2 separate regions of the Mus musculus genome follow, and region 1 is linked to region 2. A link is a contact called in ENCODE Hi-C or POLR2A ChIA-PET data. All regions are on one chromosome and are shown on one strand. Each heading gives the region's core, a stretch centred on a gene start or an enhancer-like site at or near the end of the contact. The rest is flanking DNA. Distances are from core to core; before and after follow the strand shown. Region 1 overlaps a (nonagouti). Region 2 holds the start of a (nonagouti).

Evidence for each region. Hi-C counts contacts between places; a loop is a spot of excess contacts on that map. ChIA-PET counts read pairs that join two places held with the same protein, here RNA polymerase II (POLR2A).
Region 1: POLR2A ChIA-PET joins it to region 2 with 10 read pairs in embryonic stem cell. The contact joins the enhancer-like site here to the promoter of a in region 2. A Hi-C loop is called at or near these places in 1 of 37 maps with a recorded cell type or tissue (mouse trophoblast stem cell). POLR2A ChIA-PET finds 5 or more read pairs at or near these places in 2 of 5 experiments (both embryonic stem cell).

The regions. Positions count from the first base shown.
Region 1 is chr2:155,048,730-155,053,325 of GRCm38, reverse strand. a (nonagouti) reads right to left here. Exons shown (of 4, transcript NM_015770.3): 4 at 2,314-2,698. The coding sequence ends at 2,528. Among named protein-coding and RNA genes, the nearest start is that of Gm39965, 5.4 kb to the right of the region's middle. Within about 2 kb of position 3,110, at least 1 of the 3 ENCODE cell types and tissues checked has a DNase peak (open chromatin) inside an H3K27ac peak, as active enhancers do.
Region 2 is chr2:155,010,524-155,015,281 of GRCm38, reverse strand. It overlaps a (nonagouti), which reads right to left and starts at 1,712. Exons shown (of 4, transcript NM_015770.3): 1 at 1,641-1,712.

The DNA.
Region 1 (4,596 bases), core at 1,861-4,360, 37 kb before region 2:
AGACCCACTGGGCTGGTAAGCTCTGTAGGGACAATATCCACATTGGAGTTTTTCATTCAAGTGGTTACAGTACCTGACACACAGTAGGTGGTCAATACACATGTGCTAATGAGGGAACTGCTGGATTAGTCGTTCAAACCCAGTAATTCAATGACTGTTACTAAAGGGCTGTGTGGGGTGGTGGCACTTGCTTAGGTCCCAGCAGTGGGAGGCAGAGGCATGACAATCTTTAGTTTGATGCCAGCCTGGTCTACACAGCTAGTTCTAGGCCAGTCAAAGCTACACACAGTGGTATTTTTGTCTCAAAACAAAACCAAAATTAACAAGCCTGCGTAAACAGGCTGAGGGTGGGACTTTGTGTCCCAGCTTCACTGCTGGGAGATAGTACCTGGTCGATAAACAGTGTCAGGAAAACACAGGCACAGTTGTTGCAATGTGTTCCCAATATTCTCATTACTGGTGACACTTACTCAGCAGCAGCTGTCATGCAAGGAACAAAATGTTCTTGCCTTCTGGGTTTGCAGGCCAAATGACAGAAAACAGAACAAGCAACTGGCAGGTTCTCTGTGAGTGTGTGTGTGTAGCTGTGTTAAGGCATAGAGAAATAACAACTTCCTGGAGTTTTACAAGAACAGCAGGAATTAGTGTTTCTCATTTTAAAGATAAGTATAAGACAGCTCAGGGAGACACACAAGGACTTTCCCAGGGTCAGCACTGTGTAGGCAGCTTTGCCTGGACCACCTGTCTTTTCTTGTGTCCTGTCCAGGTGGTGGTTCGGTAAAGGTGTTGGCTTCCATTGTTTCCACACTAGTAAGTATGCCACCAAAGGCACAACCTGGGTCTTTATTTGGGAAGGTCGGAGGCAAGAAGGGGGATCTGAAGGAGATAAATAAATTTGTATTTATCATAGATATTTTTGTATGATGTGTTTGAGAGTGCATGTATATTGTAGCAGTTAGACATCTCTGGAGTCTCTTTTACATGGGGCTTGGCATGCTTGTGAGCCATCTTGTCAGCCTGTTTAAGGCATTTGAAAGAATAATGGCAAACAGACACAAAGGCCTGAAAGACTGATCCTGTATCAGACCTTATGCCTCACTGTACACACACACACACACACACACACACACACACACACACACAAACACACCCCTCTTGCTCCCTCCCCCTCTCTAGTTATCAGTGCTGAGATAAGATAACTTCTCTATGGAATCTTTTTTGGGGGTGGGGGTGGTCAGGCCTTTTTGTTTTCTTTTGGTATTGCTAGTGTAGTAATTTGCAGGGGTAGAGTAGGGGCAACTTAGACTAGGGAAGGAGCTCTGTGCTGCACACTTTCTTCTCAGCCTTTCTTCCTAGCACTATGTGCACAGCTCCATAGCCTCCTCCACAAGTAGACGACATTGTCTATAGCCCTTCCTCTAGTCTCAAAGGGCGTCCATTTGCCCCTCCCTGCTGGTCCTTCCTTACCGAGCCCTGCTTCCCAAACTCTTGACTCCTTCCTGCGAGTGTTCTACCTCGCGCAGTTCTTTCAAAATTACATCACCACACCTCAGCTTCTTACAGACTGAGACTCTGAGGGACTTCAGGAAACAGTCTGGAACATTTTTGGCAATTGGTCCTTAATAATTTCGCTCGATTGCTGCTTTTCAGCCCCATCCCCACTCCCAACCCCCACACTTTCTTACTGGTCAACGGAACTAGGGTGAAGATTGAGGAAGGCTATCTAAAATTTTGTGTCTTTGGGAGTCTAAGCTCAAGATTTTTAGAATTAAAAAAAAAAAGGCTGGGACTACTGCCTGGCGTAAGAAAAACTCTCAGGTCCAAACATCCGTGTGCCCTTGTGACTAAAAGAGGAGTGGGTTTGGGTGGTGACTTTGATTGAGAGCCTCTTAAAAGTTCTGGAATCCTCAACCCAAATCCTTTTGGATTTAGAAAGCCATTGCAAATGCACGGTCCCGCCTCCCCTCGCCCACCCGGCTGAGACTGCTAATGGAATTCTGAACATCTTAAGATTTTTGTGCTCCCGCTTAAGAGAATGGGTGAAAAGACTGGAAGGTGGTTCCCTAATGGCTTCTTTCCCTTAGTTTGGAGGCAGCCTAGACACTGGCAGACTGGAAGGAACTGCCAACATTGTGCCCATCCCTAAGATGCAGCAACAGCAACCACGCGAGCAGCTGTAGGCGCTATGTAGTTTCCCTATGGGCAAGAGTGGCTGGCGCGTGCGCAGACTGCGGGGTATCCGCAAGGACCAGACTCTATAATGGAAAGCGGCCGGAAGCTTTCGGCTTTTAAAAGAAATAGTCACACTTCCTCGGCAGCCTAAAAATATTATTGTATTCTGATTTTAGCTTCCACTAGGTTTCCTAGAAAACCGGTTTTTTGAAAGCGCCCACAAGTCACAACCACTGACCACGCCCACCCACAAGCCCCACCCACAGAGACCCGCCCCTCAGCCTAGAAGCGCGGGACCCTGAAGCCCCGCCCAATCACCCGTTCCCGAAGCTGCGCGCGCAGCGAAGAAGCTGCGTCAGCAGTTGGGGTTGAGTACTCGACAGGTGCAGGCGCTGCCGAAGAAACGGCACTGGCAGGAGGCGCACGGGTCGCAGCAGGCGGGTGCGGGTGGCTTGCAGCTGTCGCGGGTGGCCACGCAGGGCGAAGGTGGCGGGGGCCTTGCCACCTTCTTCATCGAAGCCTTTTTCTGTAGGAGAGACGTTGAGGACTACTGAACGGGCTACGCCATCCTGCGATGCTCATGTACTGTGGAGGTCCAGGACCAGAGACCTCTGCCCCCCTTTTTTTTCATGCACACAGGGCATCCCAGTGGGTCCTTGCCCTCCACCCCAACCTGCACATCGCCTTCATCTTCAAGCTTACCTAGCTCTGACCTGGCCCTTTTCTTAGGCCCCACTTAGCCCCAATTTTAAACAACCTTCCGGTTTGAAGCCTGTCACCATCCGTGTTATCCATTGCCCCTGGGTTAGGCCACTCACTGTCTTCTTTCCCTTAGCCACCCTGTCCTCTAGAGTTAACATCCTCCAGTGGCCAAAGAAGGCCCTTCCTATGACCTCATCGTCCGCTTAAGGGCTCCCAGTGATTTCTCTAGGGAGAAACAAACTTCCTTTTGGCCCTGGAGGACTCCTGTGTTTGGCATCTGTCCTTTGGGCTAGCTACCCCATAGCCTAGAGACATTCTAGCACTGGTAGTCAGGTCCTGTGTGCTGAGGAACCGAGTTTTCTATTTAAGTGTAACGTAAACATATATTTTCCTGTTAAACATAAATACTAGGTCCACATTTAGCGTTGGAATTGATGTGTGCAGTGACAGCTATTTACCAGATTTTAAAGACTGCACAAAAGTAACTTTAAAAAAATTTTTAGATGTTGAAATAGTAATACTTTATACCGAGTTTTAAATATTGTTAGTCTTTTAAGGCAGCTATTAGAAAATACAAAATTATACATTTATGGCTTATACTGTGTTTCTACTGGACATTGCTCTAGATTACTAATTTTTTTTGTTTAATGCTACTTCTCTAGGCTTTCCCCATGCTTTAATTCCTTTACAGTATGTATCATATAAGACTTTAGATTTCTTTATTGATTTACTTGAAGGCTGGTTTCCCCACTCAGACGTAAGCTCCACACAGCTATAATCTCTTGTTTACTGCTGTATTGCCAGCACCTAGCATGTATATGTATTTTGTTCAGTGCTCCCTGCTTTGGTTATAGTTGATCCAATTAATTGAGCCACACTACACAGGAATAGTATGTGCATTTCAACAATGCCTCAATCTGCTATTTATCAGAGTGTAGGAACCTGTATTATCGTAGTATGATTTTAGGTATAGGTACAAAAACATGAAATGGTCCTCAGTCAGCGAGAAAGCATTCTTTTTTCTGTCTGTTTCGGTTTGGAAGGCTCTGTTTGGTCCTAGCATGTCCTTAATTGCTTTTTTCAAGGCATTCTAACTGCCTTTTAACAAAGTGTGTTTTAGTAGCCTGTTTCAACTTGTGGGTCAAGAACCCCTACGGGGTCCTAATAACCCTTTCACAGGGGTTGCCTAAGACCACCGGAAAACACAGATATTTGCATTATAATTCATAACAGTAACAAAATCACAGTTATGAAGTAGTAATTAAAATAATTTTAAGGTTGGAGTCACCACAACATAAGGAACTGTATTAAAGGGTTAAGGAGCCTCTAGCACATATTAACATCCAGCTGACTTTAACATGGTATTTATTATTAATTATTAATTATTTGCCATAGTGGGAATTGAACCCAGGGCTTTGTGTGTTACAGGCAAGCTTTAGTACCCCACTATATCCCCTCATTTAACAATATTCATTTTGTGAGAGCATCTCAATTTGCTTAGGTGGTCGTTGAATTTGCTGCAAAGCTCCAGCAGCCCTTGAACTAGGGATCCCCCTGCCTCAACCTCCTAAGCCCCTGGGATTGCAAGCCAGTGCTGCCATGCTCAGCTAACAGTATTTTATTTTTGTTGAGTCTCTTAATCTAGCTACAGCAAATGATGTTGTTTTCTATCATACTTCTGTTTTTCAGTGGCTGTGCAGCCCAGGCTCTTTCAGAACTTGC
Region 2 (4,758 bases), core at 463-2,962:
TTCCTGCCCAGTTCTCCCCCTTTGAGTTTTACTATATAAGCCTGTGAAAAATTTTGGCTGACTGTCGAGACTCCTCTACCCTGTGCTAAGGTGTATGAGTTTCGACCCCAGAGCTCTGTGTGCTTCCATGTTGCTGCTTTATTTCGACCCCAGAGCTCTGGTCTGTGTGCTTTCATGTTGCTGCCTTATTAAATCTTACCTTCTACATTTTATGTATGGTCTCAGTGTCTTCTTGGGTACGCGGCTGTCCCGGGACTTGAGTGTCTGAGTAAGGGTCTCACTTCGGGGGTCTTTTATTTGGTGCATTGGCCGGGAATTCGAAAATCTTTCAAGGCAAGTACCCTATCGACAGAGCTGTGGAACAGCCTCTCTCAATTCCTTTCACTTGGAGGGTGTTGTGAACTCCCTAAGTGTGGCCGAAGTCAGTGATCTTCTCAGCAGCTTCCACAACTTTAAAGCAGAAGGAGGGAGGAGGCTTGGATGGCAGATGCAATTTCCTGCTGGAAAGAATCAAGTCAGAACCGAAGAGAGTCGGCTGAGCAAACCTTCAGAATACACACGAGACCTCTGGGGACAGCATGAGCGCCACCAGAGCACTGGATGCTGGGGCTGAGATGCTCTTGGTCCATAAGATCTCCCTCAAACAAAGAAAACCAAGCGTGACATTAATGTGTCCTCCATTCAGCCACCCACGCCTCTCCAAAGCAAACAGTGGAACAAATATCCAACGTCACTGAGACACAGCAGACTCAGCCACAGTTGCAGGCATCACTCAAGCTTCCATCTAATGGACATTTAGTCGAACTGGGTATCAAGTCTAAAAATATTCAACACATATAAAGGCAAAGGCAGGTTGCAATAAATGACATTTGGGTGATTGGCTTTTACTGTAATGAGTACAAAGTGAACTAATTTAATCAGACAGATGGATTCCTAAGTGCTAAATTTTGATCTGTATGAATGGGTTGAACACAGATCCTACAAGCAACTCTGAAGAAAATATAAAGCAGCATTCCAGTGTGACTCTGGGTCAAAGTTGACACCAAGGAGTTCTTCTGAGAATACTATGCTTTTTATGGTTTTACTGCTAGGGAATGGCAAAGCAGGGTAAAGAGAACTGGGGGTTGCAGGGGAGATACTTGGCTAGTCAGCAAAATGTTGCTTACATCCTCAGTGTTAATCTCTTAACAGCTCTGACCTCCATCTGTGAATCAAATAGACCCGTTTAACTTTCCAAGAAACGAGGAAGAACTTCTTTCCACATCTGGAAGCAAAGTTGCCAACTGAATTCCTACGCATCCCACAAAAGAGTAAAGGCCATCTAACCAAGGAAGCTTGCCGCAAGCTGTTGTTTGCTACTTAAAATGTAAGAACAAGAGAACAACTGGTCATTCTATAAACATTATTCCAAATTTCACTCTGTCTCAAGAGCAAGATGCTGATAGATTCACGTTGAAAAGGAGTGAAAAGCAGCAAGCAGGAGAGAAGAGCATATTCCACAGTACAGTTCAAGTTAGGACCAGGGTTTGTGTTATAGCCAGGTCTCCCGCAGCCCAGGCTACCTGAAAGGGAACCATACAGAAGGAGGAGATAGAACCCCAAAGCCAACAAAACCGAGACAACAGGTTCCTCCTACTTACAGCACAAGTGACTCTACTCCGCATCAGCTCCCCTAAGGGAAGCCAGGCCAGAATGTCTTTCCTGTCCTTGAATGGCAGAGGCAAGGAGCATTGCTGTGAGACATTTTTAAAGACCCCCAGAAGTCCCTGGTAGCTGCCTTCCCCATCTTACCCCTTTGCTTTCAGCCCAGTAGGTTCAGACTCGTCCCAGAGGCCACAAGTTTTGTGGTCTGCGCTCCCTATATTTCTCCCGAGTCTTAGGAACTGAAATTGGTGTTGACATGGAGGTTAGGGGAGGATGGAAGAGAAGGGGATGCACTGAGGTTACTCTATAGAAAGAGTTAATGAGGATTTAATTCAGAATTAACCCCAGGGGACACAGAGAAACCTAGGCCTAGTAACTTGACCTGGAAAAACAAATCCCATCAAGGCACGGCTTAATTGAACTTCCCTGGGAGAGTCTGGGTGGGCTAAGGAACAGTTGGTAGAGAAACTAAGCCAACTGGGTAGGCAGATGGCTGAGGCCTGGCCTGCACGATTGGTAGACTCTCTTAGGGAATTACCAATATTGGTCTCATAATTTTCAAATTTCTCAAATTTTCACCACCGGAAGGAGCGGTTCTTGAGCTGACTCTGAAGGATTAGGCTGCGGCTCTCCGCTCTTCTCTGGGTTTTTCCTTGAACAAGCTAAAATTTATAAGGTCACAATTTATGACCCTCTGGATGATGTGAATCCTTTTGTTTGTTTGTTTGTTTGTTTGTTTGTTTGTTTGTTTGTTTGTTGAGACAGTGTCTTATGTAGCTCAGGCTAGACCAAAGGTGGCTTTTACTCCAGATTCTCCTGATCCTGCTTTTATCTCCAATGTGCTGGGATTACAGGCATTAGCACAGGATAGATGTGGACTACAAACATGTATATATGTGTGTGTGTGTGTGTGTGTGTGTGTGTGTGTGTGTGTGTATGTGTGTTTGTATCTGTGACTCTCTCTCTCTCTCTCTCTCTCTCTCTCTCTCTCTCTCTCTCTCTCTCTCTCTCTCTCTCTCTCTCTCAGATCTTTGAGACACTGAACAGGGATCTTGCCAGTTTAGCTAGTCTGACTGGCCAGGCCAGTAAATCCCAGGCATCCTCTTGTTTCTGATTCCCATGGTGCCATGGTAACAGATGTGCACCGGCACAGCCAGCCTCACAGGTGTTGGGAATCTGAACTGGGGTCTTCTTGCTTGGAAAATTGTCTGCTCAACATCCATACCCCCTTTCCAAGACTGTCCTAGGCTGTCCCCAAACTCCCCGTGTCCCCGAGAATGATCTCCTTGAACTCAGCCATGGCTCCCTGTCTTTTCTTTACATTTTTCTGGAAACATTGCATATAGCTATATTGTGTACACACACACACACACACTTTGCTGAAATTTGCTGATTTTCTCTTTGCTGAAAATTTAGTAGAACTTATCAATCTAGATTGATCAGAGTACATTATTTACAATATAGCCTATTACTCAATTTATTTTAAGGTTTTTCTTCCTTCTATCTACTTCTCACGGTTTCCACATTTGTTGGCTTGAGATTGTCTGCATATTTAAACTCTTTATTACCTATCATAGGATGTCTAGCAGTCTGAGGCAGGACGCCAGGAGCAAGAGTCTTCTGTTTGTTTGACTTTTCATTTTGTGAAACAGGATTTCGTTCTGTGACCCGAGCTGTTGGAGAACTCACTTGTAAAGCTCTGGCCCGTGCTGAGATTACAGATGTGATCTCTCACACCAGACTATGAAATGTGTGTTTTCTTGTTTTGTATTTTGTTTACCTCGTCACTTGGTATTCTTGAGGAAAAGCAGCAAGATCGTCTTTAATAATTTATAATAGTGTTTATTTTATTTTTAATCTACCTCCCCCATAGCATCACATGTATCCCAGACTGGCTTCAAGTGCTCTGGAATTTTCCAGTCCTCTTGCCTTCATCTCTTTTGTGCTAGAATTACAGCTTTGCACTAATCTCTTGGTTAGCTTTCTCTCAACGTGACACAACCCAGAGTCACCTAGGAAGAGGGAACCTTGCCTGGCAACTCTGCTTGATTAGACTGTCCTGTGTGGGCTTGTCTATGGGGCATCAATTTGATTGATATGGAAGGACCCCGCCTACTGTGGCTGATGCCACTTCTGTGGATAAGAAGAGAGCTAACAGCATGAGACAGAGGAAGCAATCACCAAGCAGGCATTCCTCTGTGGTTTCTGTTTTCCTGTCTGCTTGAATTTCTTCTACCCCAACTTCCCTCAGGAGGACTTGAGAGTTGTAAGTTGAAAGAAACCCTTTCCTTCTTCAAGTTTCTTTAAGTCACAGTGTTTATCAAAGCAGCAAGAAAGCAAACTAGGACAGTCACCATGGCTGCTTCCGGTAGTGCTGGGGAGAGAACTCAGGGCCTGGTGCACAGTAGGCAAACACTCACCTGATTTAGATTACATCTCTGGCCATTGTATTAGAGGCATTTTAAAAGGTCAGTTTTGAACTTTGTCAACCTTCTCTGTGGGTTGCTGCCTTCCTTTCTTTTAACTCACCTCTTTTGTTTTGTTTTGTTTCCTTTCTTTGAGCTTATTCTGCTATTATTTCCCTTAAATTCATGCCCGTGATATTCATTTCAACCCTTTGGAGCACTGTCAGGAGGGGAAGGTAAGTATGTCTTAAACTTTTAGGTATTTCCAAATTGCTCTGCTAAAGTGTCTGTACTGATTTATAATCCCATAGGAATGTGTGAAAGTTTCTGTTCCCTTCCTTCCCGACAGTAGTTGGGATGCCAGGCTTCCAAGTTTTCGCCATCAGCTCTGGTAGGAGGATGTCTTATTTATCACATGTCTAATGCTTAGCCCAGCACAAAATTTGGTGCTAATCATCACTTACTGAGTACATCTTCAAGGAAATTGTTTACAATATAAAGAAGAATTTTAGCCAGGCATGGTGCCACATACCTTTAATCCCAGCAATCAGAGGCAGAGGCAGAAGGATCTCTGAGTTCCAGGCCAGACTGGTCTACAGAGTCAGTTCCAGGATAACCAAGGCTACACAGAGAAACCCTGTCTTGAAGAAGAAGAAAAAAGATTTTATGATTGAAATTGGCTAAGGCAGGCTGGGTTGTGCATCGAGGT